Linked DNA regions of Homo sapiens: region 1 is linked to region 2. The links are chromatin loops, found by intact Hi-C in ENCODE. Cell type or tissue: IMR-90. All regions are shown on one strand. Each heading gives the region's core, and the rest is flanking DNA. Links, peaks and the distances in the headings are about the cores only.

What was found. Peaks named below come from ENCODE experiments on the same cell type or tissue, not always from the same donor. Only the 100,000 strongest peaks of a DNase experiment are listed, where the experiment ranks them.
Region 1: a loop joins it to region 2, with 4 times the contacts of the local background. A loop is called at or near these places in 3 of 110 quality-filtered maps.

The regions. Positions count from the first base shown.
Region 1 is chr4:107,040,560-107,055,990 of GRCh38, reverse strand. No RefSeq gene overlaps it. Among named protein-coding and RNA genes, the nearest start is that of DKK2, 12 kb to the right of the region's middle. In IMR-90, for the core only: a CTCF peak has its summit at 5,272; no DNase peak of the experiment used is centred there.
Region 2 is chr4:107,369,815-107,385,245 of GRCh38, reverse strand. No RefSeq gene overlaps it. Among named protein-coding and RNA genes, the nearest start is that of DKK2, 340 kb to the right of the region's middle. RefSeq lists an enhancer at 5,361-5,942. In IMR-90, for the core only: a CTCF peak has its summit at 5,810 (motif pointing right); no DNase peak of the experiment used is centred there; H3K27ac peaks cover 474 bases.

The DNA.
Region 1 (15,431 bases), core at 4,247-6,746, 330 kb after region 2:
ATCATTTACTCAATTCCTTCATCAGTACTGTTTTGTTTTATTTTGTTTTGTTTTTGAGATGGAGTCTTGCTCTGTCACCCAGGCTGGAGTGCAGTGGCGCGATCTCTGCTCACTGCATCCTCTGCCTCCCGGGTTCAAACGATTCTCCTGCCTCATCCTCCCGGTAGCTGGGATTACAGGCACCTGCCACCATGTCTGGCTTTTTTTTTTTTTTTTTGAATTTTTTAGTAAGGACGGGGTTTCACCATGTTGGTCAGGCTGGTCTCGACCCCTGAGCTAAAATGATTCGCCTTCCTCGGCCTCCCAAAGTGCTGGGATTACAGGCATGAGCCACTGTGTCCAGCCCAGTACTCTTTTTAGTAGAGATTATTTCAATATGTCACTTTAGAAAAAATATCAGATCTTGGAAAGCCTGAATTTTTTGCTTTAGTTTCCTCCTAAATTGCTTTGTATATTAGGTCATTAAGATTTCCTAAAACTAAATCAGACAGATTCAATTTGTATGGTTATACTTTCTTTGTTTTAGATAAATATTATCTATTACAATAGAAATATGTTTTAAATTATTTTATGATGTCTTGAAAAATTATGTTCACTGTAACATCAGAAACAATTTTGAATTTTTCAATTGATCTTATGAATTAGTCATTGATGTTTTTCTATTTCCCTTTTTTCCCCTGAACTGTCCAGTAAAATCAACATTGCTAAACAATTATCAGAGTGAATGTAATGTTGATTTGTTTCTAAAATCTGTTTTGAGTCCTGAAGTATATATATATATACAAAAAAAATCTATAGAGATAATGCCATTAATTTGAAATGTCATAAGACATAATGGATAGAATAAATTTGAACATGTCTAATGAATTTTTTGAGATACTTATATTTTAATTTGTTCTTTAATACAAACAAGCCAGACTCTTTCGTATGGAGCAAAAATCATTCAATAGTACTTTTAAAGTATAAATTAATTATCTGAAACATTATGATTTGTTTTTAATACCATCTGTTATGATTTTATCCTGCATCCCCAGTGAGAAGAAATGCATAAGTACCCCTGTGGTAATCAGAATAGTTTTTACATTACTTTCTGTGGTAGAAAATGTAATCATTGCCTTCCTGCTCACGTCCTTTTTGAAAAGGCCCTTTCTCTACTTGAAGCCATGGGGGGATGGTGAACCAATGTAGGCTGTTTGTACCAGGTGATCCTACCCCTAAAATGACCTAAAATGATTCTCTTAGCCAGGTATTTGGAATTTAAAACCATCAAACTGAGTGGATCATCTAGCAGAGATAACTGAGTTCCAAGATCATAAAGAGTTGTGACTAGAGTTGGCTCTAAAGAAAGCCAAATGCAGTTGAAAGCCAAAGTTCCATAGCGAAGAGAGCCACAAGTCAGCAAACCAAAAGAGTAGTAGTAGAATCAAGCAGAAGCGCACAGCTAGGCAGTATCAGGAGACCAGATGTCTCACGAAAAGCAGAGGGAGTGGTCTTATTCTGGGCTCCCAGGTCTGGATCCCATGCTACCAAGCTGAGCTTTTGTTTTATCCTCAGATGCTTGGGTGCTCTTAATTGGGAGCCTGTTGTGCTCTTACTATCAAGTTTCTTCTACTGCTTACTTCAAAATTTCCATGCACATTTGAGCAAATTCTTGTTAGTTTCAAACTAATAATCCCAAGAGAGGTATTTATAAATCAAAAGTGTAAGAGATTCTTCTTACAGTTCCATTTCATAAAATTAGCAGATCCAAAGTATATGAATAATAAAATACATTTCAATCTTAAAATAAATTTTCAATCGTAATGTGTATACCCATATTGGAAAATCATAAGCACTTGTTTTCATATAATATCTATCACCAAAAACAGTTGTGTCAGATGTTCTCTAATAAATTCTGAAACATCTTTTTGCTTCCATTCAAACCCAAACTCTAGCATGTGTTAAGCTTGAACTTAAAGGAAAATAATACTTATGTGTTCAAGAGCTTCAGTAATGAATTTCCTCTATTTGTTTCTAGGTTGGAATTTTCCAAAGTAGAGCTTTGATTCATTCCAAATTCAGTGTATTTTTAATCTATTAGAATTCTTTTAATTATAAATGATGAAAACCCAGGCTTGAAGTAGCTTAAGTAAAAAGGGAAATTTATTGGTTTTAATAGGAATGTCTAACACTGGACTTCAGGTATGGCTCAAATCATCATCAGTAATTTTTCTCTCTTCATTTTGCTTTCCCTTGTATGACATACTTTCTCAGGTAAATTATCTTCTACCTTACATCCTGCTAGTTAATAAACCTTGACAAAAGGAGAACTTCTTATTTCCGATGCTTCCAGCAAGTGTCTGACCTTGCTGCTAAGAATCAACTTTTGTGGCCAGGGATAAAATACTCCAAGTTGCTAGGTCTGGATTCTCGGTTCACTGTTACAGCCACGTGAAGTAAGAATAGGGCAAGGGGAGTGGGGTAGTTCTACAGAGGAAAACCAGGATGCTCTTACTATAAGAAGGAAGATAGATGGTGGTGGGAGGCATAAGCAAAGATATCCCTTATATCCACCCACCACTTCACCTATTTCTGTATTCATTCTGACTTCACATGCCCACCTCAACTCTTATGGTTTTGTTGTTGTTGTCGTTGTCAGCTATGGGTTGTTGACCTACTCCTTCTCATGCACTGATAGTGCATTGTCTTTCAAATGGCATCCACTAATTCAAAAATTATTTATCCAATAAGAATCTTAGGATTTGAGATCTCTTACGTGATACAATTCAAAGAGTGCCTGGAGATTTCGTTTCCAAATATTTCCTCCCACTATGTGACACTATCACACTTTTTGAGGTCTTATGGGTCTTGGAATTTTATAGTTTTATTTAAACACAAATGTTCCCCTGGAGCAGTAGTGCCCTAAGCTACTCAGAGTTGGTGCAAAGGCAGGAATTTCATCATGGCCACTAATACAGTAGTTTTCTTAGGAGCAGTGTGTAAGGGAGACCAAATATTAGATGATTTTCATTGGCACAGCATCAAAGATTTATTTGATCTAACTTCACAATTTTGCTTAGAGTTATTCCTGCCTTAAGATATATTTTATGTCTTAAATTCCAATGGAAAAATACAGATTAATTACAACGGATATAAGATCGAGAAAAAAACTAAGAGAAATGAGAAAAAAACTAAGAGAAATGACAAAAAGGTGTATTATTCACAGATGTTGAGAAAAATGAAGAAATTTCAAGTGCCTAACCACAAGAAACACAAGATATGGGCCAGACACAGTGAATCACACCTGAAATCCCAACATTTTGGGAGGCCAAGGTGAGGGGGTCGCCTGAGGCCAGGAATTTGAGACCAGCCTGGCTAACATGGCGAAACCCTGTCTCTACTAAAAGTACAAACATTAGCTGGGCATGGTGGCACTCACCTGTAGTCCCAGCTACTTGGGAAGCTGAGTTGGGAGAATCACTTGAACCCAGGAGACAGAGGTTGCAGTGAGCCGAGATCACACCACTGCACTCCAGCCTGGGTGACAGTGTGGTGAGAATACATCTCAAAAAAAAAAAAAAAAAAAGACAAGATAATGATAGCAATGCATCAGTGTTTGCAGGCTGTTCAGACTAAGTAACAAAAAGATAATGCCATCTTTGAATGTTTTTCTGGTAAGAAAAACTTATTTCAAAATAACAAATATTGAGAGCATGAAAATATTATGAAATACAAGTACAGAGCAGTAATGTTTTATTGAGTTGAACTGAAGAGGATTTAATTAAGTCTTTTATTAAGTGCCTTCTTTTTTTATTTTCATTTCTTATTATACTTTAGTTCTAGGGTACATGTGCACAACGTGCAGGTTTGTTACATATGTATGCATGTGCCATGCTGGTGTGCTGCACCCATTATTAAGTGCCTTCTGCATGCCAGGCACTGACCTAGGTGTTTGGCATTCATCCATATGTAAAGTAGACTAAAATCCTCACTCTCACTGAGCTTACAGTGGAGGATGTATATAATAATCAACATAATAAATAAGTAAAATATGTAGAATTATACAATTTATAAATGCCATAGGGAAATATATACAGCAAGTTAACAGAGATAAGCACTATGGAGTGGTAATGGTGCAATTTTAAGTAGGGTAGACTTGATTGAGAAGATGATATTTGGGCCAAGATTTAAAACTGGCGAGGGAGTGGGCCACACAGCTGTTGGCAGAGGTGCCAGCTAGGGCAAAGTTCCCAAATGAGAATGGATCTCGAAGGTTCAGAAGCAGCAAGAAGGCTGGTGTGTTGGGATTTAATGAACAAGGAGGAAACATGAGAACAGAGAGAATGTCATATATTCTATAACAAAATATCTTATTACAAAGGTTGCATCCTCTGAGGTTTTAGAAGTGTAGCTATTACATTTTTTAAAATGTGTTCTGCTTTGTGAATATGACTAGGTTAACAAGATCTGTGCTATGGTCTACTTTGGTTAGATGTGGTTTTACCTATTTTGAAGTCAAAGTTCCATAGAGAAGAGAGCCACAAGTCCACAAACCAAGAGAGTAGCAGTAGAATGAGGCAGAACCACACAACTAGGCAGTATCAGGAGACCAGCAGTCTCATGAAAAGCAGAGGGAGTGGTCTTATTCTGGACTCCCAGGTCTGGACCCCACGCTACCAAGCTGAGCTCATTCCTCAATTTGGGATCTCATTTTATAAATAGATGTATAAAATCTCATTTTATAAATAGATGTGAATTACAGTCATGTGTCCACCACAACATTTTGGTCAACAATGAACCACATATACCACAGTGGTCCTATAAGATTATAATACTATATTTTTACTATCCCTTTTCTATTAATATGTTTAGATACACAGATATGTATCATTGTATTACAGTTGCCTACAGTATTCAGAAAGCTACATGCTGTATGGATTTGTAGCCCAGGAATAATATACCCTAGGTGTGTAGTAGGCTATACCATCTAGGTTTGTGTAAATACACTCTATGATGTTCACACAATGATGAAATCTCCCTAGGACGTATTCCTCACAATGTATCCCCATCCTTAAGTGATACATCACTGTATTTCCTAGATAGATGTTTCTCCCATGTATATTATCAATAAAAGAGTGCTCATAAAAATGTGTTTTCTTGATAGAACCTAAGGATGCAAAGTGGCTTTATGGAACTGTATGCAGCCATAGACATGACAATGATAAAAGGACATCACCTTGCTGCAAAATAGGCCCAAGAATGGATAACTGCAAACAATCTCCCTCTAGCGTCCAACAGGGAAACATGTGTAAATCCCACTAAAGTGGAATTTGTGCTGAAATGAAAAGTCACAGGGGGAGTTCACTTTGGGCTTTGCTACCTATACTCTGAGTGACTATGGGCCAGTTATTCATCAGAATCTTCGGTAAACAAAGAGGTTTGATTGCATCATTGTAAAGTAACTGAACCAGAGGTTAAATTGATCTGAGATCAGTTTTTACTATATGTATTTGTCAATTTGTAATTAAATTATATGTATAATCATTTGTTTCATAAACATTTTTAAGTATCAAACTCTGTGAGTGGAGCTAAAGTATTTTGAAAGAAAAATTACACAAAAAGAGAAAATCAGAATCCCTATTCTTAACTATAATATATTTTGGATTTTCTGTCCCAAATATTTATCCCTATCCCCATCTCTGCCACTAAGTGACACAATTTATGGCTTCTTTCTTTCACAAAATGTGATTACTTAGGGAATTGCAATTCATTTAATGTTAGACTAAGTAAAATAGAAGACATCTGGTTTGTAAAAGGAAATAAAATATGGAATTCCAAAAATGGGTCTTTTAATGGTAAATTGAGAATTGATAGAATTTTTTAATTGATCTTCTTTTACTGCTTTTTAGATCTTCTTTTACTAATTGTCTTGAAGTTGGTTTTGCCTTTCACTCTAGGTCTTTTATTGCTGTATTTCCTGGATATTAACATTTTTAAATTTTGTGGGTTTTTTTTTACCTATTCAAGTAATATAACACTTGAATATAGGTATATCTTAATATTTACATCATTTAAACAAAAATAGAAATGAACTATAAAATATTTAAATAATACTGAAATGTATAAAATTAAGTTACTTTTTACCAATCCCCCTTTTCTCAATTTTTGTCTCCTTCTTTGTTCTCTGGAAGAGATTCCTAAGAGTGGGATTTCTTACTGAGTCAAAGATCAAATGCATGTATAACTTCATTAGATAGTCAAATTCCTCTCCATACAAAGTGATACCATTTTGTATTCTCACCAGAATGTACAAGGGTGCTTGTTTTCTCACAGCCTTGCTGCAGAGATATGGTCAAAAATCCAAAAAAAAAAAAAATGGATTTTTGCAATCTGATAGGTAAGAAATGGTATATTGGTATAATTTGAATTTGCATTTCTCTTATTATGTACCAACATTTTTTTTCTTTTTTAAAGAGATACTTAGTTTTTTTCTCAAAACTTTCTGTTCACCTTTCCAGGCTATTTTCTCTGTAAAGTTGTTTAACTTTTCCTTTTTCATTTTTAGAAGCTCTTCATATATTAAAGATATTCACTATTTTTTCTTGGTATAAAATGCACATATTTTTCCTTTTGTCATTAATCTTTTAGCTTTGCTTGTAGTGATTTTTGCCATGAAAAAGCCATCTTTATGACATCAAATTTTCCAGTCTTTTTCTTTATTACTATTGTATTTAAGCCAAAAGTAAAAGTGTTCTGGTTATGGAGGAATTGAATTTATAAAGGAATTCATCTGTGTTTTCTTTTTATCTCTTGCATTGTTTTATTTCTTTTACATTTAAGTTCTTTATTCATTTGGAATGTGTCATGTTGCAGTGTGAGGAATAGATCCAGTTTTAACTTTCTTCATATGTCTATCTAGTTAAACCAATACTTCAAAAAAATAAGTAACTATGTGACATGACAGGTATGTCAATTTGTTTCATTATTTTAACCATTTTACTATCTATATGTATCCCGTAACAACATGTTGTAAACCTCATATGTACACAGTAAGATTTGTTTTTTAAAAATCCATCTTTTTCCTCTATGTATTTGAGATGCTGCTTCTATCTTATACTAAATGTTCATATGCAATTGACTCTACTTCTGAATTTTCTATTGTATCATATTGGTCTGTGTGTCTGTTTATGTGACAGTAACAAAGTAACCTCTTTTCCAGAGGCTTTAATTTCTGGTAAGTGTATCTCCAGTCCTCTGACCAATACTTTTCTTTTTCAGAGTTTTCCTGATCCTTCTTGTTTACTCTCCCAAAAGACGTTTATTCAATACATTAATTTTAAATAAACTTTCCCAGTTTAGAGAAAAAAGAAATATGATGTATTTTTATTGAGATTATATTAAATTTATAAATTAACTCAGGAATAATGGATATCTTTATGATCTTGAGTCTTCCACTTAAAGAACATTGTATAACTTTATGTTCACCTTAGGCTTCTTAAAATTTTTTTTCAGAAGTCTAGTATTACAGTTACATTCACATAGATTCACATAGATTTTCTATACTGTGGGTTATGTTGCATTATTACATTATTAGCTTTTGGCAATTGACATGGGGTCTTCTCTTCCATTATAATTTCTAATTTTGGGTTTTTTTTCTTTCTTTCTTTCTTTCTTTCTTTCTTTCTTTCTTTTTTTTTTTTGAGATGGTGTCTTGCTCTGTCACCAGGCTGGAGTGCAGTGGCATGATCTCGGCTCACTGCAACCTCCACCTTGGGGGTTCAAGAGATTCTCCTGCCTCAGCCTCCCGAGTAGCTGGGACTACAGGTGTGCGCTACCACACCCAGCTAATTTTTGTATTTTTAGTAGAGACGGGGTTTCACCACGTTGGCCAGGATGGTCTCGATCTCCTGACTTCATGATCTGCCCGCCTCAGCCTCCCAAAGTGCTGGGATTACAGGCATGAGCCACTGCGCCTGGCCTAATTTCTAAATTTTTAAAAATACCTAAAGGCTAATAATTATTGGATATTAAGCTTTAAAACTGCTTCTTTAGTAAGTGCTGTTCTTTGAATTTTTCAGATATATAATTATGTCAAATGTATTTTCCACATTTATACTTATGTTAGATATATACTTACGCAAATAGAAATTGTTTACTTTATACTTTCTAATTCTTATGGTTGTTACTTTTCTCTTGCTTAATTGAATGACTATTACCTCTAACACAGTGCTCACAGAAGTGGAGATTGTGGACATTCTTGTCTGAGTTTCCCATTTAAACATCAAGTGATTTGCTATTAAGTGAAGATGCTAACTTTTGTAATGAGGTGCATGTATACATGCATTCATAGATTCCCATTTTATTGATTAATTTTTTAACATGAATAGCATTGGTTGAGTGTTGCCAAATGCTTTTTTTGCATCTGTGAAAATGATCATATATAATTTTTCTCCTTAGCTCTATTATACTGATGGAGCATATTAGTGTATTGTCTAAACTTATATTTCTAAATAAGCCCCATTTAGTCATGGTTTATTATTTAAAAAGGCTTTTGGATCTTCTTTACTACTATTTTACTTAAAATTACCTGACATCAATATTCACAAGCAGATTAGTCTGTTAGTCTCTCTCATATAACTTGTTGCTGCATTTAGCCATTAGATAATACTGTGTTTTTCTCTGAAGAACATCATATAGTCTTAGTTCTACAGGTGATTTCATATTTATCATAGTCCCTATTCTCAACTATAATATATTTTGGATTTTCTGTCCTGAATTTATCCCTAGCCCTATCTCTGCCAATAAGTGACATGATTTATGGCTTCTTTCTTTCAAAAAATGTGACTACTTAGGGAATTGTAATTCATTTAATGTTAGACTAAGTAAAATACAAGACAGCAGGTCTATAAAAGGAAATAAAATATGACCTTCCAAAAATGGGTCTTTTCGTGGTAAATTGAGCATTGACAGAATTTTTTTAATTGATAAAATTTTAGATCTTCTTTTACTAATTGTCTTAAAGTCAGTTTTTTCCCCCCTCTAGGTCTTTAGTTGCTCAGTGTCTTTCATATCAGTCCATATTTCAATCTTGCCAATCATTGTAGTTGTTTTAATACTGTTTTCTGGTAAATTTCCAAGGTGGGGCTTATGTAATAATGTTTTCTGACTTCTTGCATTCGTAAACCATTTTGTCTGAAAACTGTTATGTGAAGCTCAGTTTAGCTGGATTTAAAATTATTAGTTCACATTTTCATCTCTTGGGTATCCTAAATATGTTACTTAATTGTCTTCTGATATAAAACGTGTCTGTTGAAATGTTCTTTGTAAGTGACATGATGTTTTTGCCCACTGGCCAAAGGTTGTTTTTTTCAAGGTCAGTAGTTTTACTAGAATATGTCATGGTGTTGTCCATCCTGGATTTATTTTCCCCTAAGAAAGTATATAGGTAGTTTGAAATCTTTTTGGTTTTGTTCTCATTATTTTAGAAAAAAAATTGATTATTGTTTTTAGTATTTGACTTGTTTCATTGCTTGTGTTTCTTATTTGGTGAAAACTATTATAAGTATGTTGGATCTTCTTTATCTATCGCATCTATATTATTCTGTTGAATTTTTTATCTCTTTACTTATTTCTCCTAATTTTCTCTTTCCCATCTTATATTTATCCTAAAGCATTATATGTTGCTTTTTTGTTCTTTCCAGTTTAATCTTCATTCTGAAATGATTTTTCTTCTTACATCACTTCTTCAAATCCTTTTTTCTTGAAACATGATTGGAAATTTTCTAGTTCTGATTTATAATGTTCTTTCATTGTTTACATATATTTCTTAAAAATTGTAGCATATTTTGAATATTAAGTTACTGTTTATATGTATTCTCTGACATTGCTTTATAGCTTGCTTCTATTGATGCTATTTTGTCCTTGTTTTCTTTTTTGTCATATTAGATATACACATGATTGGACCACAGTCTCGTTTGGTTACCAGGTTTAAGGCAAATAAGTTTTCCTTTGCTATCAGAGAGATGGTTGGGCCAGAATAACTTTTCTAGTTTCATTGTTCTTGGCACCCCCTCTTCTATTGTTTTTATGAGGTGATGCTTAAAATGGTGTCACATTTTTGAGATCTGCTTCCTCTCCATCCTGACTTTCATTTAGAATTTTTTCTTTTGTCCCTAATTTCTTAGCCTGCTCAATTTGGATTCTACTCCAAACAATTTCTCCTCACCAGGGGCTTTGATCCTGGAATTAGGGCCTGCAGAATCCATTTTCTTCTGATTTTGTCTACTATTTTCAGATTGGCTGTGCTCTTTCCAATGAGGATCTGTTGGAAATTTGAGGATTCTCTTGTTCTCAGAGCTCCATTGCTTTCCCTCAAACTTCCTTTTTTTTTTAAATGGAGTCTCACTCTGTCACCCAGGCTGGAGAGTGCAGTGGCATGATGTTGGCTCACTGCAACCCTCCACTTCCTGGGTTTGAGTGATTCTCCTGCCTCAGCCTCCCAAGCAGCTGGGATTACAGGCGCCCGCCACCACACTCTGCTAATTTTTTTTTTTTTTGTATTTTTAGTAGAGACGGGATTTCACCTTGTTGGCCAGGCTGGTTTTGAACTCATGACCTAAAGTGATCTGCCTGCCTTGGCCTCCCAAAGTGCTAGGATTACATGCCTAAGCTACCGCACCCAGCCCAAACTTCCTTTTTTATAGTAACTGATATTATGTGGGCCTTGTAATTATTGGGAATTAGGCTTACTCACCTTGTCACCTAATTTTACTCTAGATGTGTGTGTGTGTGTGTGTGTGTGTGTGTGTGTGTGTGTGTGGTGTGTGCTCGTATGTGCATTTTGGGGAATTGTTATCCTCATCTCTTTTTCTGGTTTTACATAGCACCGCATGAGTTAGAAAAACTATGCCATCATGTATTCCCAGATTCTACCTTCAAATTTTTACCTATGAAAATTTTGAATAACATCCTCACCTCCTACCATTGTTTTGGGTCTGCTTTATTTGATGGTTTATTTCAAGCGGTGGAACAAGGTGTAAATTCGGGATAATGTGATTGAAGAAAGAAACAGCTTGCTGAAGTAATTTTTGAAAGAACAAAGACAAAACATTGCTAACATCGTTAGCGTAGTAGGCAGTACAGCAACTAAAGGAAGGTAAAGATGGAAGTCCTTGGATTTTGTTGCATTTTTTTCAGGTAGTGAGAGAAAGACAGATAATAAAGTGGTAGTAAGTAAGATGAAAAAGGTGCTGTTAATTTCCAATGCATTCTGCACAGTCATGAGACCATTTACAAAGTTGCCTACCTGCCTCTGTTTCTGAGTAGTTTGGAAGAGCTTTTACAATGCTACATGGGCAACATCTGCATATGCCTTGGCATAGGAAAATCGTTCCTTTTCTATGAAGTTAGATAAGAGAAAACCTTCTGAATGTTTTTTTAGTTCAGTCAATCTAATATTTGAAGAGTGTTGCAAACTTTTCATGAGAGGAATAGATGCATTTATTTATCAGTTCTCCTCTATTTAATAACACTGGTATAGGAAAGGCCATTAAACACTTTTCTCCAGAAAAATTACTTTGTAATAATCTCTGGCTCATCTCTCTTACCATGACAAGTGTCCATTACTGCCCTCTGCTGCATGAACTTGGACCTCTCAGTATTTCCGACTAATAATCACTATAAGATCACTACTTAAAACAAACAATAATAACCATTACTAACCATTAACAGGAATTCTTTTGTTGTCAGAGAATAATACCATGATGGGTTGTCTTTTCCATCCCCCACATATAAAGATTTACTTAGAGGCATTCCTTAGAATGATTTCCTTAGAGACATTTTTAACATTAAATAGTCCCTGAAACAGAAAATTGGGTATGATTGTGTCAGCTATATTCAGGAAGTGTTTCACAAGTGAGTGACAGATATCATCATACAAATTAATTTAAAATCAGCCATCTTAGGCAGTATCTACACTTGGCTAAAGAGAATGAAGAGTTTGGACTATAACATGTATAACTTTTGGTTAGAACTTGCAGCTGGGGGCTTTTCTAATGAATTACCTTCTAAAATTATGCTAACATATAGGAGGAACACGAAGTAATTTAGTGAATTTGGAAGTTGTATTTAGAAGGCTGGAAATTAGCTTACCTTTTCATGTTAAAAAGAGCCCCAGTTTATAGCTATAGTCCATATATTCCTGGCCTCAGTGGTAGCTACCTCCAGTGTTAAGTGGTGGGGTGAGGTACATTGAATATTATAAAACAAAAAGATGGTTTTAAACTTTCAGTACTTCTGTTAATACTGAGCATATTTATACAATACATTTTGATATATAAAAGGCAAATTGATCAAAGGTTTGAGAGTTTCATTTTATTATTAATTTAAAAATACAACATTGATTGGCATTGGAGGACAAGGCTAACCCAACAATTTCAACTGTAACATATAAACAGCTGTTATGTTCTTGGAGATATTGATTGTTCTTTGATATATACAAATGTTCACATACATTCTTGACAATAACAACCAAAATACATTTTATAAATTTCAGAAAAAAACAACAAAAAGCTAAAGTAAATTTGAGCTTATTCCAAATCAGATTTCTTAATAACTTAAAGACTAAGTGGTCAAGTGCACTTATATTAAAAGTGATTTCATTACCAGTTTCAATGAAATTAGATATCCCCTCTGTTTTCACATATTTAGCACTGCCTTGAATTAATTAAAGGTACTGTGATTCCAAGGAACTATTAACTTTCTGAGTAAATTAAACAAATCAAATTAAATAAATGGACAAATTAAGTTAGTAACAGAACAACTTGCTGATTGCTAGATCACTGTAGTTTTGTTTGCTGCTTCCTTTTCCTTTGATCTACCATGATTTCACTTTTCTATCATGTACTGATATGTTTTATTGTTTCCATCTTTCATTAACCAGGCATTTATAAAAAATGTAGAAATGACTTTATCTTCTTGGCAAATTGCTTGCATTCTCTCTTTTCCTTTTCAGGGCCCCAGTGGAATATTGACAATCACAGTCAGACTCAGTTGGCTGATTTCTAATTTAGCCATAAGTCACACAAAAAGAGAAGGTGAAAAAATGAATATCATTAACACAGATCCAGAAATAAAATGGTAATAAAAATATTTAAATAATGTTTTCAAAATAAACATATAACACAGTTCTCCTTTGAGTTTAGGAACTCTGAGAAACTGCTGTATGTCTTGTGTACAGAAATGTTACTCTTTTCCCAAGTGTTTTAATATGCAACTACATGTATAAATCTATCTGTTATGAGCTGAATTTTGCCCCACGCCCTGCTGCCAAGTTCATATGTTGAAGCCCTAAGTCCTACTACTTCAAAATGTAACCACATTTGGAGATGAGTTCTTTAAAGAGGCAATTAAATTAAAATGAAATTAGGGTAGGTCCTAATCCAATATGACTGGTTTCTTTATAAGAAGAGGAAATTTGAACACAGACGTAGGGATGACCACAGGAGGACACGGTGAGAAAGTGGTGATCTGTGAGACAAGGAGAGCAGCCTCAGAGGAGCCCAAACCTACCAACACCTCGATCTTAGACTTGTGGCCTCCTAAATGGTAAGGAAATGCATTTCTGTTGTTTCAGCCACTAAATCTGTATCATTTTGTTATGGAATCCCTAGAAATCTAATATGCCATCTGTAGCAGAGGGCCTTTTTAAGTTCTCTGCTATATGATTTTTAAGGCCCAAGAGTTTTACTATATTAGGCAAAGCTTCAATACATGTAGTCATGTACTTATATTTTTGGTGTTCTTTGCAACCGTTTACCAAATGACTTATTTTAGCTCCTTCAGAGGAATCTGTGTTGGGGCCTGCTACAAGGGTGAAATGGCACCTCCAATTTCTTCTGATGGGTTCCCCTTTTCTTGTGTGCCTTCCACATTATTGCCATAACTGGGCATTCGTTACTACAAATGGAGACACACTGTGCTGCAAGCTACTCTTTGCTCAGTATTATTTTAATATTGGACTGTACATTCATTGTCTTAAAGGGATGAATTGTGGGATACAAATAAGAGACACTATATGTAAAGTGTTCAACAAACCTGGCACATGTAAGGCATTCAATAAATCTGACTATTATTATTACTTTTATTATTGCTGTATATTCTAAGCCAGTTACCTATAAAATTCCTTAAGCTGACTGCAGCATAGTGTCTTGACTTTCTTATATCCCAAACTATTTTTGAGCCTAGGTATTATGATTTATACCTAGAGCATCAAAAAGTAGGATCTATTACAAATGAATCTTCCAAAGATAAACTAAGCACATTTTTCATTTTCTGTTACCAAGCCCAGTTATGTTTCAAAGACAGATTTTTGAGTTGCCTCTTGAGAATCTATGTCTTTATTATTTGCAAGTAGTTTTTCCATTATTTTTAGTCTGCACCACAGTTTATTTTATGTGTGGTAAGAGTATAGTTAAAGTTTTGCCATATTCATTAATCATAGGTTCAGATAATTGATCAGGAATAAACACATTGTACAATGAATGGATTAGCTACCCTGCCTTTTCATTTTTAATGTTCCCTACTTTAAATGACCAAATCATTTCTGACTAAATAAATTGCCATATTTTTAATAGTTTCCCCATTTGAGTAATGTTCATTTTGGAAATTGTCTGTAATACTAACAGGGTAGAAATCAATCCATCATGTATTTGGTGGGTTGACGGCTCACAGAGTATTTTGTCCAATAAAACAATAACAAAAACAGGCACTTAAAATTTATCTTTGATCCAAGAGCTGGACACCTCTCCTCTGAAATATTATAAAAATTAGCACAGTTCTCAACTTACTTTGAGACCACTGCAGAACCCTAGAGACCCGAAAGGAACAGAGTCTGAAAATCACTGGTCCAGATTATCTAAATGTTGTTTGTTTTGTTGCTCATCAAGATGAGATTCCTTGGAATTGAACCTCACTCAAGAATTAAACATATGATTCTTTCACTGCCAAGTATTACTTGGTACTTTAGTACTGATTCAAAAGCTGAATCTTGAAAAAACCTGCCAGAACTCAGCAGTGAGAACTTACCAAAAAGGATATGCATTGTACAGAACTAACAAAAATTTTATATCGTAAAGGAAAATGTTTCTTATTAAACATTTGATGACTTTTTCTAATTCCACCTCCATCTATGGTCACATATATGCACAAGGCTCAGCAGAAGTTTTTATCTGCCTGAGTTTCAGATTATGTTATTTGCATTTTTTTTATTGTTTGGGTTCAGGCTCAAGGGGTAATATCTGTTCAGTAATCCTCTTTCATTTAAGTGGCAGGTGAAGTATGGATAAGATGACTAACTCGTTAAGGTTCGAAAAAGAAGCCGTTGGCTGAGCAATTGTTTCAGATTGATTTACTGTGAAATCTTCTGACCCATTTCACTTGTGCATGTTTTTGTA
Region 2 (15,431 bases), core at 4,573-7,072:
TCCTCCAAGGGGTGATTTCCTTAGAATCTGCTTATTAGTCTTTTTACATATTAAGCAACTATCTACAACTTGTTTAGCCAGGGTGTAAATTCCTATACACCCATAAACCTGGAGAACTGCATTGCACATTGCTTGGGGTCCCCAGTGGTTCCCCTGACGTAATAGACACAAGACCTCCCTCATGAGAGGTTTTGACATCTCCGTTTGATCTGGTGATATCCATTTCCCTTCTGCATTCTCTTTAGTTCAATGGAAGAAAAAATGGAGGTTGCAGTAGGAGAAGGAAGGCATGGAGTTAAATGAAAAACAGGCGTTTGAGAAGAAATGGCAACTTGCTTTGCTATCTGATCTGTGAGATTATTTCCCTGACTTGTGAAAGACAAGTCCCTTTGATGCCCTGGGACATGCACAATAGCTATCTCTTCTGGCAATTGGAGACTGTTAAGGACATGGGCAATTAGTTCTCCATGAACTAAATCTTGGACTCTACTATTGATAAGACCCTTCTCCATCCAAATTTTTCCAAATGTGTGTGCCATCCCAAAGGCATTCTTAGAGTCAGTATAGATACTTCCTTCTTTGTTTTGTAAATGTTCTAAAGCTTGGTTGAGTGCAGACAGTTCACATGTCTGGGCAGACCAATTGTTAGGCAGTCTTCCTGATTCTACTTCTTCAAGCATTTCTCCATCAATCACTGAATACCCATTATGTCTTTTCCCTTCAATTACCTTGGACGGCTCATCTATGAATATATTAGTGCCACCCTGTTTTGAAGGGAGTTTCTCCTAATTCTGGTCAAACTTTTGTATGGTAATCAATAAGATCTAAACAGGCGTGCTCTCTTTTTAATTTTGGATTCCCTGTTAAAAAGCCTGCTGGATTAAGTGAATTATCAGTAGTTAATATTAAATCATCTTTTTCCAGTAGGATAGCCTCATATTTTAAAATCCTTGAGTCAGTGATCCACCTTCCTGCTTTCTGATTTAAAATAGTTCTAACTTGCTGGGGTGTGCCTACTGTTAATTTTCCTCCAAAGGTTAATTTCCTACTTTCTTCAACTAATACTGCTGTAGCTATGATGGACTGGCTACATTGGGGCCACCCACGAGTGACTGGGTCTAAGACCTTTGACAAGAAGGTCATGGGCTGTCAACAGACTCCATGCTCTTGGGTAAGCACTGCTAGAGCTACCCCATTATTTACGTTAACAAAAAGGTGAAATGGCTTTTCTAGGGAGGGTAGAGCTAGAACAGGGGTGGTTATGAGCATCTCTTTTAATTCCTCAATTTGCTGGATTTCCTCAGCAGCCCACAAGAGGCAATCAGGCTTCCACTGGGCAAGTTTCTCATATAGAAGTTTACTTTTTAATGCATATGAGTCAATCCATAAATGGCAATATCCAATTAGTCCTAAAAATTTCCTGAGTTCTTGTTTAGTTTGAGGCAGGGGTAGGGAAAAAATTCCCTCCACTCTTTCGGGTCCTATTCTTCATTTACCTGCACTGATTAGGTGACCTAAGTATTTAACTTCAGGTTCTATATATTGAAGTTTCTCTTTTAAGATCCACAACCCCTCACATTGCAAGTGATTGAGAATATGTATAGAGAAGTCACCTACTTCCTTTATATCTTTACCAGATGTAAGAAGATCATCCATGTACTGAAGCAGACATATCTGCTTAGGGACTGTGACTTTCTCTAGCACTTGTTCTAGGATCTGACCAAAAAGGTTGGGGGAGTCTGTGAACCTTTCAGGCAAGACTGTCCATTGATATTGTTATCTCCACCCTGAATGGGGGTCTTCCCACTCAAAAGCGAATATATCTCGGCTATCCTCAGCCAAGCAGCATGCCCAGAAGGCATCCTTTAAATCTGTCACTGTAAAACCACTGATGATAGTATGGAATTTTGCTAAGAATGGTGTAAGGGTTAGAAACAGTGGGGTGAGTGGTCTGGACTATTTGATTAATAGCTGTAAGGTCTTGCACTAATTGATACAACCCATCTGATTTCTTGACAGGCAGGATTGGAGTATTGCAAGAAGACATACAGGGTTCAAGAAGCCCATCTTCAATGAGACCCTCAATTACAGGCTTTAGCCCTACTCTGCCCTCTTAGTTTGATATTTATTGGAGGGATTTGGAGTTTCCCTTGATTTCCTTCCTTTGACCACACATCAGGATGAATATATTTCTCATCCACAGCAGTAAGTAAATGTAGTGAAGAGAGGAATCCTTTAGGACCCACTTGAAGCCTTATACCTAGCCTTAGCATGTAGTCCCTTCCTAGTAGATTAGTTCCTGCTTCAGTAATTAATAAAAATTGAAAATGAGTAAATCGATCTTGATATCTGACTTCTGTGCATTCTAAAATTTTTGGCTTAAATCCTTCTCCTTTTACCCCAGAGACTAAAAGTTCTTCTGAAGAGCAGGTAAGACCAGGTGGAGGGAAACAAACAGAGGAGCATGAAGTCCCTGAATCAGGTAAAAAGGTGATAAATTCATGTTTAGGTCCCACCTCCAAATTTATCAAGGGCTCCTGGTGGGGCTCAAAATAAAAGAGGCAGAGCCCCTGACTCCCCTATTGTTCTTCCAAAGTCATGAGTGTGAAAGTTTCTCTCTCTTTCTTTAGTTCAGGACATTCCCTCTTGAAGTGGCCTGTTCTTCCACATCTGTAATATCTATCTTGTCCTTCCTCCTTCTCAGTCTTAGCATTCTCTGCCCTTGCTCCCCTATACCCCTTAGGGGGCTTATTAAATGAGGGCCTTGACCCTCCAGATGGAGGCTTGGATCCTCTCAAGGAGGGTTTAGGCCCCTTATAATCTCTGGCCCCTTGAAAGCCTTGCTTAGGGATATGCGGATTTGGAGCTATCTGTTGGAAGGTGGATAACATAAGTTTTGTCTTTTGTTTTTGTTTTTCCTTGTCTCTTCTTGCATATACTTTTTGAGCCTCCCTGAGCAATTCACTCAGGGGATGGTCCTCCCAATTTTCTATCTTTTGTAATTTTTTTGAAATGTCTGGCCAACTTTTAGTAACAAAGTGAAGTTTTCACATTCCTTGTCTGAGGGGTTTTCCAAATCAAGGCCTGCATGCTGTCTCGTTTGCTCCCTCAATCTATTTAAGAATCCAGTGGGTTCCTCATCTTTTTCCTGTTGAATATCAAATGCTTTAGAAAGATTTTGAGTTTGGGGTACTGATTCTTGAATTCCTTTTATTATCATCTCCCTTAGGTCCTGCATATTTTCCCAGTGATTTGCATTGTTACTGTCCCAATGGGGGTCTTGAGTGGGAAATTTATAGCCCACAGAAAGAACATTTTGACCAGGAGGGTGCTCACGTTCCCAAAGTGCCATAGCAGCCCTCCGAATCATACTTCATTCTTCCTCAGAAAAGAGGATGCCCAAGATGGACATCAACTCAGCCCAAGAGTATATGTGAGGCCCTAGAAATTGATGAGTTTGATCTGCTACTTCATAAGGGTCATCCAGTAGTGGCTTAGGCTCTTTTTAAAATACCTGACTTCCGAACTAGTCAAGGGGGCGTTCACAAAGCCAATAGCCCCCCGCCCCATCCTTGTGGTACCTCTCTTAGTGGAAAGAGTCAGATCTGGCTCTCTAGGTGTGGAGAGAAATGGAAAGTTTTTAATATCCTTTTTACATTGCTCTATCTCACGTTGAAGCTCCTTTAATGAGGGATACTTAATAGGTTGGTGGGGGCAGGCTCACAAGATGGTTATTCCGCAAAGTCGGGATTATAGGGAGGAGGAGCAATATGAGTAGAGGCACCACAAGTGGGTGAGGGATCCATAGCAGCAGCTGGGGGAATAGAACACCGGCAAGTAACACAAGTAAGGCAGTGGCCTGAAACGGCTAGGGAGTAACCCAAAACCACAGCCGGAGGGAAGGCACAGGCTGGGGAGTGGCCTGGAACAGAAACCGGGGGAGCGGGATCGGAAAAGCTGGAAGAGGGATGCAAGCACGGGAAGTACCTGAAATGGGAACCGGAGGGGCGGGATCAGGGACAGCAGGAAGAGGAAGCAGGGGAGGGACCTGAAACGGAAACCAGAGGAGCGGGATCGGGGGCACTGAATGGAGGAAGATGATCTAGACCCACGTGTTAGTGGGTGTGGGTTGTCTAGACACCGGTCTTTCCCTTCTAGAGAGGTTGGTTTTTGGCTTTCTCCCTCTAGATTCTAAAGAGTAAAGGAGGACAGGCCCCTGCTGCCAACAGAGGGCGTAAACGATTTCTTCCTGGGAGACAGGACTCTTATCCTTAACACGCTCGATTAAGAGCTGACAAATCTGCTCCTCATTAGACCCAAATTTTGGCCAGAAATGTGAGGGTTTAAGGATGGGTTCTCGAACCCAAATAAAACAACAACATTTTATCATCTACTGTTTTCGTTTATACTTGGTTCTCTCTTTATCTTTCCAGTACTTCAGCATAAGCCCCAAGGGGCTATCAGAAGTAATTTCATCACTTTCTAGACTCTTTAGTTTTCCTGTCTTACTTGAAACATTCCCCATCTTAGAGGTTATTGGTGGGGAGGGGCTACAACCTCTCCTGTTAGAGGTGTCTACCCCCCTCTTTCTGGAGGCTCACTGCAGCTTTTAAGAAGGGGTCCAACCTCTCGTGTTAGAGGTGTCTCACCTCCCCCTTTCTGGAGGCTTACTGAGGCTTTTAAGAGGGAGTCCAACCTCTGGTATTAGAGGTGTCTCACCTCTCTCTTTCTGGAGGCTTAACCTCTCCCATTAGGGGTTTCCTGCATATCCTATAGCTCATCCCTCTGGAAGTTCCTTGCATCTTTCTTTCTCTTTGTCTACTCTGATTGTTCCTGCCCATAGTTGATAGATGGCAGCACAAAACCGCAGAGAAGACTCACTCCACACAACCATAATGCTTAGCCCCATTTACACACTCTCAACCTCCAAATTATCCCAATCACCAAGGAAATACTTTGTCGCCTTTGCAAAGTCTCCTGCCTTATTCTGTGCACAAGAATTACCTGGTCCTCTTATTGCCTCGGTCTTACAAGCATCTCCTCCCCGCTTTGCTGAGAATCCAGATTTATTCGTCACAACGGGTGGGGCCTGATCTCCCTCACCCTTGGGCCACCATAACTATAGACAGTGGGATGCATCTCCCCTGGGTGGGGTGACCGAAGACCCCCTTCCCGAAGTAGAATATTCAAGCCCCAAAGTTGGGCACCAGAATTGTTGGGAATAACACTCAAAATCCTAAGGAGATTGAACACTCAAAGGATTCTAAGCAAAGCAATTTTACTTCTGTGCAGAGGGGTGCTTCTCCTTGGCCAGTCACCATGAGAGCACACCTGAACAAAGGGGCACAAGAGCCTTTATTCCTGATGCAAGTCCTGCCCTTGCACCCTTTCCCCACTGGCCAGGGTCAGGTCGCACAATCTGAACTAATCCCGGTTGGCTAGACATTTGAACTTTCTTTAGATAAGGTGGGCACGTAAGGGAGAGAGGGGAAAAGGGGAAGGGGTGTCTGCAATGAGCTACAGAGCTAGTCTTCTTTCCAAATAAGGAAAGGAATGTGAGCAGTATGGATAAGCCTGGTACTGTGGCATGTCCAGGCATGTAACAAAGGCAGAAAGGAGAAAAAGAAAAATGAGGTGGGGTGGGGGGTACTGTGAATTAAAGAATAAAAGATTGATCAGGCTATTTGGAGAGAAACCTCATCATATCCCACAATTGGTCACAAGCAAGAATTGCTGATATCTAAGTCCTTTACTCTGCCATTTCAAAAAGGTCTTGAGATTTTTGTAGAATTTAACCAGCAGATGGAGCATGAAAACCTATTTAATAACTACTTCCATTGGGTTACATGGAATACTTTCTGCCTTATAGTCTTATAGATTTGGAAGCTGTCTTGGGTTTAACCCTTGTCAGAGTTAGCACTAGAGTCCAGGTCTTAAGACTTCCTGCATTTCCCCCTACACCACCTGCCTCTGATGGAATCACTAGATGTTGCTCGTCCCAAGGGCATTAAACTCAATTCATTTCAATTAGTCATTCAGTTTCCATTGTGTTGCACTCATACAAAGATCATTAAAACAATCCCTGTCCTACAAGAGCTTATGTTCTAATTGAGGAGACAGGTAAGTAACCAGCAATTTCAAGATAGTACGCTAAGGGCCAAGACACCCCAGAACTCAGGGCTGTGATACTGATATGGGAAGGGGACAGGAAAGTGCTGGGCAGAGAAGCACAGGGTCCCTGGCAAGGGTTCCATCCTCGGGCCTGTGCCCATGGACCTAAGTGACGACAGGCACTCCTGTTTTCATGCCCAAATGTTGCATTTTCCAAGACCACTCTGGCTCACCCTGCCCTTCATCCTGTGTCTATAGAAACCCCGAGACCCTAGCAGGCACAGACACAAATGGATGGACATAAAGCGAAACACACCGGCAGAAGAACACACAGACAGACACTGGCAGTACACTGATGGCAGAACAACATGGATGCCGATGGGAATTCAGCAGAGGGTGGTTGGAGGAGATCCTGGCTGCTGAGTGACACCACTCCAGGGGGAACCACTTTCCCACTCCATCCCCCTACTGTCTCCCCATCTATCTGCTGAGGGCTACTTCTACCACTCAATAAAACCTTGCACTCATTCTCCAAGCCCCCAATGTGATCTGATTTTTTTGGAACACTAGGGTAAGGACCCCATGATACAGAAAGCCTCTGTCCTTGCTGTAAGGCAGAGGGTCTAATTGAGCTAATTAAATCAAGCTGCCTGTGGACAGCTAAGCTGAAAGAGCACACTGTATGTAACACATGGCTACTGGGGCTTCCAGAGCTGTAAACACTCAACCCTAGACGCTGCCATGGGGTCAGAGCCCACGCTCCCAGTGGGGGAGGTGGCAGAAGGTGGTGTCAGGGAGCAATTCAGGTAGTAGATACATTGTACATTGAGACTGAATGAATTAGCAGGAATTATCCAGGCAGAGAAGAGTTTGGGTGATAGAAGGACATTCCTAAAAGAGGGAAAACTTGAGGAAAGGTGTAAAGGAGAGAAACCACCTGATGTATATGGGAACGAATAGTTCCTGGTTTATTTCTAGAGCTCAAAAGAAAAATTAAAGTCTCAAATTTACTGAATATAGCTTATACTGTCACTATTAGAGGACAGCTAGCCCTATAATCACCTCATAGCGGTTTGGAGACTTCTTTGTCAGGAGCATATTCAGTCAAGAAATAGGTTTTGAAAACCTATGTGCCAAGCACTGTTCTAAGTGCTGGGAATACAACAATAAAAAACAAAGATAAAATCCCTGTCTCACATGGAACTTACATAGCAAATGAGAAATTACAGAGTAAAAAGGGCTTTGAAGAAAAATAAACTAAGGTAAGGGGAGAGACAGTGCTGAGGTAAAGAGAAGTATAATCTTAAGTAAGGTAATTAAGGGAGACCTTGCTGAAAAGGAAAGACCTGGAGAGATGAGTTGTCATTTAATAGACTGGTTGAGATGATCATAGGCGTCTTGTGAATTATAAGATGATGAAAAAATTATCACAAGTGGAACTGAAAGGACTGTGAATCAGAAATGTCAGAAGAGACAATATATACTATTTATGCAATATGCCATACATATCTTACATACGTACACTATAAAGAGAGTAGGTTTGCCAATACACTGATGTCCAGATGAGGGACAAAGTCTGGATGTTCCATGTTTCCTGAAGTTCATTTTATTGATGCCAAAGTGAAGCGGATGCTTCTGATAATTTCATGCCCATGTTTTAATCATTGCATAATTGATTCATACTTTATTTCATTCAGATAACATTTGTGAGTGTTGATAAGTTCATAGTACTGTATTAAGTGTTCTTATGTGCACTATGTATGGCCAAAAAATGGCCTGGCCATATTTGGGTGTATTTTAAGACTGATTACAAAAAATTATTTAAGATTTTTTTACCTCTCAAAAAGTCTTTAGAAGAGTACATATCATTTTAGAAATGAGAAATGCAAAGAGGAATGTCCTTTTAAATCATCACCTGCTTGTTCCATATATAAATATATATGTGTTTCATATACATGTAGATATTTCCAGAAACATTTTATTCCAAAAAGATACAATGGGCATTGAGCAACTACTGTATCTTTTCATAGTCCATAAAAAAGATGAAAAAAACTTTACGGCTTTGAGTTGCTCACAGTGTAGGGCAAATCATTAAATCATTGCAAGAAATATACACATATTCTCTTTAATGTTTAAACTACATTTGCTTTTCTCTTTTTCTTCCCCTCTCAAAGCTCCATGAAAGGCAGAGACTGTCTTAGTTGGTCATTACTGTGTTTGTAGTATCTTGCTAAATGCCTGGCACCAACACTTAGGAAATGAATAGTGGAACCTATTTGAATTGTTTTCTTTGTTCACTATTTATATGAAAAAATCCATATAAATCAATCTGGAGTGGTTTAGGTAAACCACGGTGTTATGTGCTGGGTATATACTCAATCAAAGATGGTAATAATTGTCCCAATGATTTCAGCTCTGTTTCTACTATTTTTCTGTTTCACTCAGGCTAGGCCTGCTAATTACTTTATACCCAAGTGCAAAACCATTAAAGAGCATGCCTCTGAAACAGCAGGGGTAAGGAGGATAGAAAAGCACACTTGCAGTGTCCCTCTTTGGCTTATGATTTATGAGTCTTTAACTGCCAATCACTCTTGATATGTAAACACATGGTCTTCGTATGTTGATGAATTCAGTTAATTTTATTTGTGTATTTTATTGTGTAATATCCCATTAAAAGACCATATTATATTGACACTAGGGGGATAAATTTGGACAGACTTAGAAAAGAGTGTTTTTTATGATCTCTTTGGGATTTGCTGCTGATGTGGTAATTTGCTGACTTTTTTTTTTTTTGCACCAGAAATACTGTCTCTGCATTGAAATGGCAAAAAGAGAATAAAGTTCAATCATCACTATTTCTTTCCTTGCTGATTTCATGCTACAATTTTAAAATTACAGAGGGATTCAGAGTCACAAGTAACTTCTGAATTAACTCTTAAATCATTAAATTGGACTTCAACATGCATTTTGATTTTTAATGGGAGTTTTTATGAGAGTTTTATTTGTTCAAAGAGGAAAGTGAATGATAAAAGTGATTGAACAATCCTGCTTTTTTATCTTCCTAGTTTCTGGAACCAAAAATTTGGCTTTTATTTTACTAATTAAATCATGAAAAAAAGATATATCTTATTCTTAAACTTGTCCATCTTTTGCTAAGAAACCCTTTGGGAGGTGTGTGTGTGTGTGTGTGTGTGTGTGTGTGTGTGTGTGTGAAGAAGGGGGAAGCAATATTAAAGGATCATCAGATTGTAACAATTAGATTAAATTAGTGAGAAGTCCTCATTTTAGACAATTCTTTCTTTTGCTTTCAAACCATTTACATGAGATTACTGAGGCAAGGTAACAGTAACAACCACAAAAGCAGAGTCTTCTGTTGCTCAGTCTCTGTTCAGTTTTCTGGGTGATATGATTTCTAAATCTTCTAAGCAGATAGACTTTCTAAATCATAATATTGGGATACTAATAGACTCAAATATGCTCTGAAATTATTTGTTTTGGGACTTAAAATGCTTTATTATCTTTAAGAAGAGTTTTAGATTCATGCAAAATTAAGAGAAAAGTACAGAGATTTTTCATATACTAGCTGCCCCACAAATGTACAGCCTCCTCTGTATCAATATCCCCACCAGAGTGGTACAACCATTACAACTGATGAACCTACATTGACACAGTGTAATTGCCCAAATCCATGATTTACACTAGGGTTTATTCTCGGTTTTGTATATCCTATGGGTCTGGACAAATGTATAATGACATGCATTGGTCATTATAATGCCATATAGAGTGTTTTTACTACCTTAAACATTCTCTGTGCTCTGCCTATTTATTCCTCTCTACCCACCCCAAATCTCAGCAACTGCTGATCTTTTCACTTTTGTGTATAGTTTTGGCTTTCCCAGAATGTCAAATAATTGGAATCATATAGGATGTAGCTTTTTCAGATTGGTTTCTTTTACTTAGTAACATGGATTTGAGGATCCTTCATGTCTTTTCATGACCTGGTAGCTCATTTCTTTTTAGCACTGAATAATATTCCATTGTCTAGATGTAGAATAGTTTATTTATGCATTTAGTTACTGAAAGACATCTTTGTTGCTTCCAAGTTTAGGTAGTTATGAATAAAGCTATTATAAAATTCTGTGTGCAGATTTTTGTATGTGCAACTCCTTTTTGTAAATTTTGAGGAGCATAATTGCTGGATCATATGGTAAGAGTATGTTTAGTTTTACAAGAAACTGCCAAACTCTCTTCCAAAGTGGCTATATCATTTTGTGTTCCCCACCAGCAATGAATGAGAGTCATCTGGCTCTGCATACTTGCCAGCACTTGATGTGTTTTATGTTATGGATTTTGGCCATTCTAATAGGTATGTAGTAGTATCACATTGTTATTTTAATTTGCATTTCATTGATGCTATATGATGTTATACACCTTTTCATACACTTATTTGCAATCTGTATATCTTTTTCGGTGAGGTGTCTGTTTAGGATTTTTGCATGTTTTTAAATTGAATTTTTTGTTCTCTAGTTGTTGAGTTTTGAGAAGTTTTTGTGTATTTTGAAGAACAGTCCTTTATCTGGTGTGTCATTTGCAAATATTTTTCCTAGTCTGTAGCTTATCCTCTCATTCTTTTGCCATTGTCTTTCATAGAGCAGAAGTTTTTGATTTCAGTGAAGTTCAGCTTATAAACTGTTACTTTCATGGACAGTCCCTTTAGCTATACAATGAACAGCTAACATTACAGCTAGCAGTCTACTTATACATTTAATTGGAGGGGCCATGCCAGTGCTAACATCAGTTAGCTTTCCTATAGCCTCAATTATATTTACATTTATTATTTTAGTTATGTTAACTATTTTTGAATTCACTGTAGTCCTATTTCAAGCATACATTTTTACAATATTAATACACCTAATCTAATGACTCACCAAACCCAAGTCTACCATATAGTTAATCCTATCCCCTCATCACTAATGGGGGTGCTTTCAGCTCTGCTCATAACACCTGGTCTAGCGATATGATTTCACTTAAACTATCATGTAAATGGTATAATGTTTTTAATTTTAAATTCCACATGTTCATTTCTGGTTATAGGTGTATTAGTCAGGGCTCTCTAAAGGGACAGATGTAGTAGGATATATGTATATATGAAGGGAAGTTTATTGGGAGAATTGATTCACACGATCACAAGGTGAAGTCCCATAGTTGGCCGTCTGCCAGCTGAGGAGCAAGGAAGCCAGTCTAAGTCTCAAAGTCTGCCAACAGTGCAGACTTCAGTCTGTGGCTGAAGGCCCAAGAGCCCCTGGCACATCACTTTTGTAAGTCCAATAGTCCAAAATCTTAAGAACTTGGAGTTTGATGTTCAAGGCCAGGAAGCATCCAGCCCAGGAGAAAGATGAAGCCCAGAAGACTCAGCAAGTCTGCTGTTTCCAATTTCTTCTGCCTGCTTTATTCAAGCCGTGCTGGCAACTGAATAGATGGTGCCCATCCAGATTGAAGGTGGGTCTGCCTCTCCCAGGCCACATGACTCAAATGTTAATCTCCTTTGGTAACACCCTCACAGACACACCCAGGAACAATACTTTGCATCAAGTTGACACTCAGTACTAACCATCACAATAGGAAAGTGATTGACTTTTGTATATTACCCCTTTATTCATCAGTCTTACAACAAAATATCTAAAAAATTATTGCCATACCCAAGTTCACCCAGGTTTTCTCCTGTTATCTTCTAGGAGTTTTGTAGTTTTGCATTTGACATTTAGGTCTATGATTAATTTTGAGTTAATTTTCATGAGGGATGTAAAGTCTGTATTTAGATTTTTGTTTGTTTGTTTGTTTGGTATAGGGATGTCTAGTTGTTCCAGCACCATTTGATGAAAGATTTTATTTGCTCCATTGTATTGCCTGTGCTCCTTTGTCAAAGATCAGTTGATTATATTTATGTGGGTCTATTTCCAGGCTCTCTATTCTGTTCCATTGATCTATTTGTTTATTCTTTCACCAATGCCATATTGTTTTTATTACTATAGCTTTATCATAAGTTCTGAAGTTAGGTAATATCTGTTCTCCAACTTTATTTTTCTCCTTCAGTAATGTGTTGGCTCTTCTGGGTATTTTTCTTCTCTACATAAATGTTAGAATCGATTTGTCAAAATCCACAAAATAACTTGCTGGGATTTTGATTGGAATGGCATTGAATCTACAGATCACTCAAGTTGGGAAGAACAGACATCTTGGCAGTATTGAACTTCCCTGTTCATGATCATGGAATATCCCTCCATTTCTTTAGTTCTTTAATTTCATTCATCAAAGTTTTATAATTTTTCTTATAAATGTCTCACCCATATTTTGTTAGATTTATACCTAAGTATTTCATTTTTGGGGGTGCTAAAGTGAATGGTATTGTATTTTTAATTTTAAATTCCACTTGTTCATTTCCAGTATATAGGAAAGTGATTGACTTTTGTTTTTTTCCCTTGTATTTTACAACCTTGCTATAATCATTTATCAGTTCTAGAGTTTTTTTCTGTTGATTCTCTCAGATTTTCTATATAGGAAATTGTGTCATTTGTGAACACACAGTTTTATTTCATTTTTCTCATTTTGTATCCCTTTTCTTTCCTTGTTTGTGTTACTACATTAGCTAGGCTTTTTAGTCCGTTGTTGAAAAACAGTAGTGAGGCCGGGCGCGGTGGCTCACGCCTGTAATCCTAGCACTTTGGGAGGCCGAGACGGGCGGATCACGAGGTCAGGAGATCGAGACCATCTTGGCTAACACGGTGAAACCCCGTTTCTACTAAAAATACAAAAAATTAGCCGGGCGTGTTGGCGGGCGCCTGTAGTCCCAGCTACTTGGGAGGCTGAGGCAGGAGAATGGCATGAACCTGGGAGGCGGAGCTTGCAGTGAGCCGAGATCGCGCCACTCACTCCAACCTGGGAGACACAGCGAGACTCCGCCTCAAAAAAAAAAAAAAAAAAAAAAAAAAGAAAAACAGTAGTGAGAGGATATATCCTTGTCTTGGTTGTAATCTTAGCAGGAAAACTTCTAGTTTCTTACCTCTCAGTTAGCAGTAGATTTTTGTAGACATTCTTTATTACATTGGAGAAGTTCCTCTCTTCTTAGTTTGCTGAGAGGCTGTTATTAATAGGTGTCAGATTTTGTCAAATGCTTTTTTTGCATTTATTGATATGATCATGTGATTTCTTTAGCCTGCTGATGTGATTGATCATATTAATTGAGTTTCTAATACTGACCTAGACTTTCATATCTGGGATAAGTCCCACTTGGTCATGGTGTATAATTCATTTTATAAATTGTTGAACTCAATTTGGGAATATTTGTTGAGGATTTTTGCATCTATGTTTATGAGAGATATGGGTCTGTAGTTTTGTTTTTTTTGTAATGTTTTTGTGTAGTTTTGGTGTTAGGGTAATACTGGCCTCATAAAATGTATTAAGATGTAGTCCTTCTGATTCTATCCCCTGAAAGAGATTGTAGAAAATTGTTGTAATTTCTTATTTATATGTTTGGTAGAATTCATTTGTGTGTACCCACCTGAGGCTGGTGCCTATTCAGATTGCCTATTTCTTCCTTTTTTTTTTTTTTTTTGAGATGGAGTTTTGCTGCTGGTGCCCAGGTTGGAGTGCAATGGCACAATCTCGGCTCACCGCAACCTCTGTCTCCCAGGTCCAAGTGATTCTCCTGCCTCAGCCTCCTGAGTAGCTGGGATTACAGGCATGTGCCACCATGTCTGGCTAATTTTGTATTTTTAGTAGAGACGGGGTTTCTCCATGTTGGTCAGGCTGGTCTCAAACTCCCAACCTCAGGTGATCTGCCTGCCTCGGCCTCCTAAAGTTCTGGGATTACAGGCATGAGCCACCATGCCCAGCCACCTATTTCTTCTTATATGAGTTTTAACAGATTGTATCTTTCAAGGAATTGGTTCATTTCATTGAGGTTATCATAGAGTTCCTTACAGTATTCTTTAGTATCCTCTAAATGTCCATAAGATCTGTAGACATGTCCCCTCCTTCATTTCTGATGCTAGCAATTTTTGTTTCCTTTCTGTTTTTCTTAGCTTAGCCAGAAGTTTACTGATCTTATTGATCTTTTCAAAGAAACAGCTTTTGGTTTTGTTGATTTTCTATATTAATATCTTGATTTCAATTTTATTGATTTCTGCTGTAAATCTTTCTTTCTTTCTTTTATTTATTTTTTGAGACAGAGTCTCACTCTGCTGCCCAGGCTAAAGTGCAGTGTCACGATCTCGGCTAATTTCAACCCCACTTCCTGGGTTCAAGTGATTCTTGTACTTCAGCTTCCTGAGTAGCTGGGATTAAAGCCATGTGCCACGATGCCCAGCTAATTTTTTGTATTTTTAGTAGAGATGGGGTTTCACTATGTTGGCCAGGCTGTCCTCAAACTCCTCTCAAGTGATCTGCCCACCTTGGCCTCCCAAAGTGCTGGGATTACAGGCATGAGCCACCACCCCTGGCCACTGCTCTAATTCTTATTATTTCTATTCTTCTTCTTGCTTTGGAATTATTTTGCTCTTGTTTTTCTAGTTTCCTAGGGTGGAAATGTAGATTATTGATTTTAGTTCTTTTTTCTTTTCTAATGCATGAACTCAGTGCTATAAATTTCCCTCTAAGCACTGCTTTCACTGAATCTCAAAAATACAAGTTATTTTTTCATTTTCATTTGGTTCAAAATATTTTTAATTTTCGGCTGGGCGCGGTGGTTCATGCCTGTAATCCCAGCACTTTGGGAGGCCGAGACGGGCGGATCACGAGGTCAGGAGATCAAGACCATCCTGGCTAACACGGTGAAACCCTGTCTCTACTAAAAATACAAAAAAATTAGCCTGGCGTCGTGGCGGGCGCCTGTAGTCCCAGCTACTCCGGAGGCTGAGGCAAGAGAATGGCGTGAACCTGGGAGGCGGAGCTTGCAGTGAGCCGAGATCGCGCCACTGCACTCCAGCCTGGGCGACAGAGCGAGACTCCATCTCAAAAAAATAAATAAATAAATAAATAAATAAAAAATATGTATTTTTAATTTTCTCTTGAGATATTTTTTCTTTTCTCACCTGTCATTTAGTAGTGTGTTGTTTAATCTTCAGGTATTTGGGATTTTCCAATTATCTTACTGTTACTCATTTCTAGTTTAATTCCACTGGGGTCAGCATGAGAGCAGACACTATATAATTTCTATTCTTTTAAATTTGTTAAGGTGTGTGTTATGGTCCTGAATGTGGTCTACCATGGTAAATGTTCTGCGTAAGCTTGAGAGGAATGTTTATCCTGCTGTTTTCGGATAA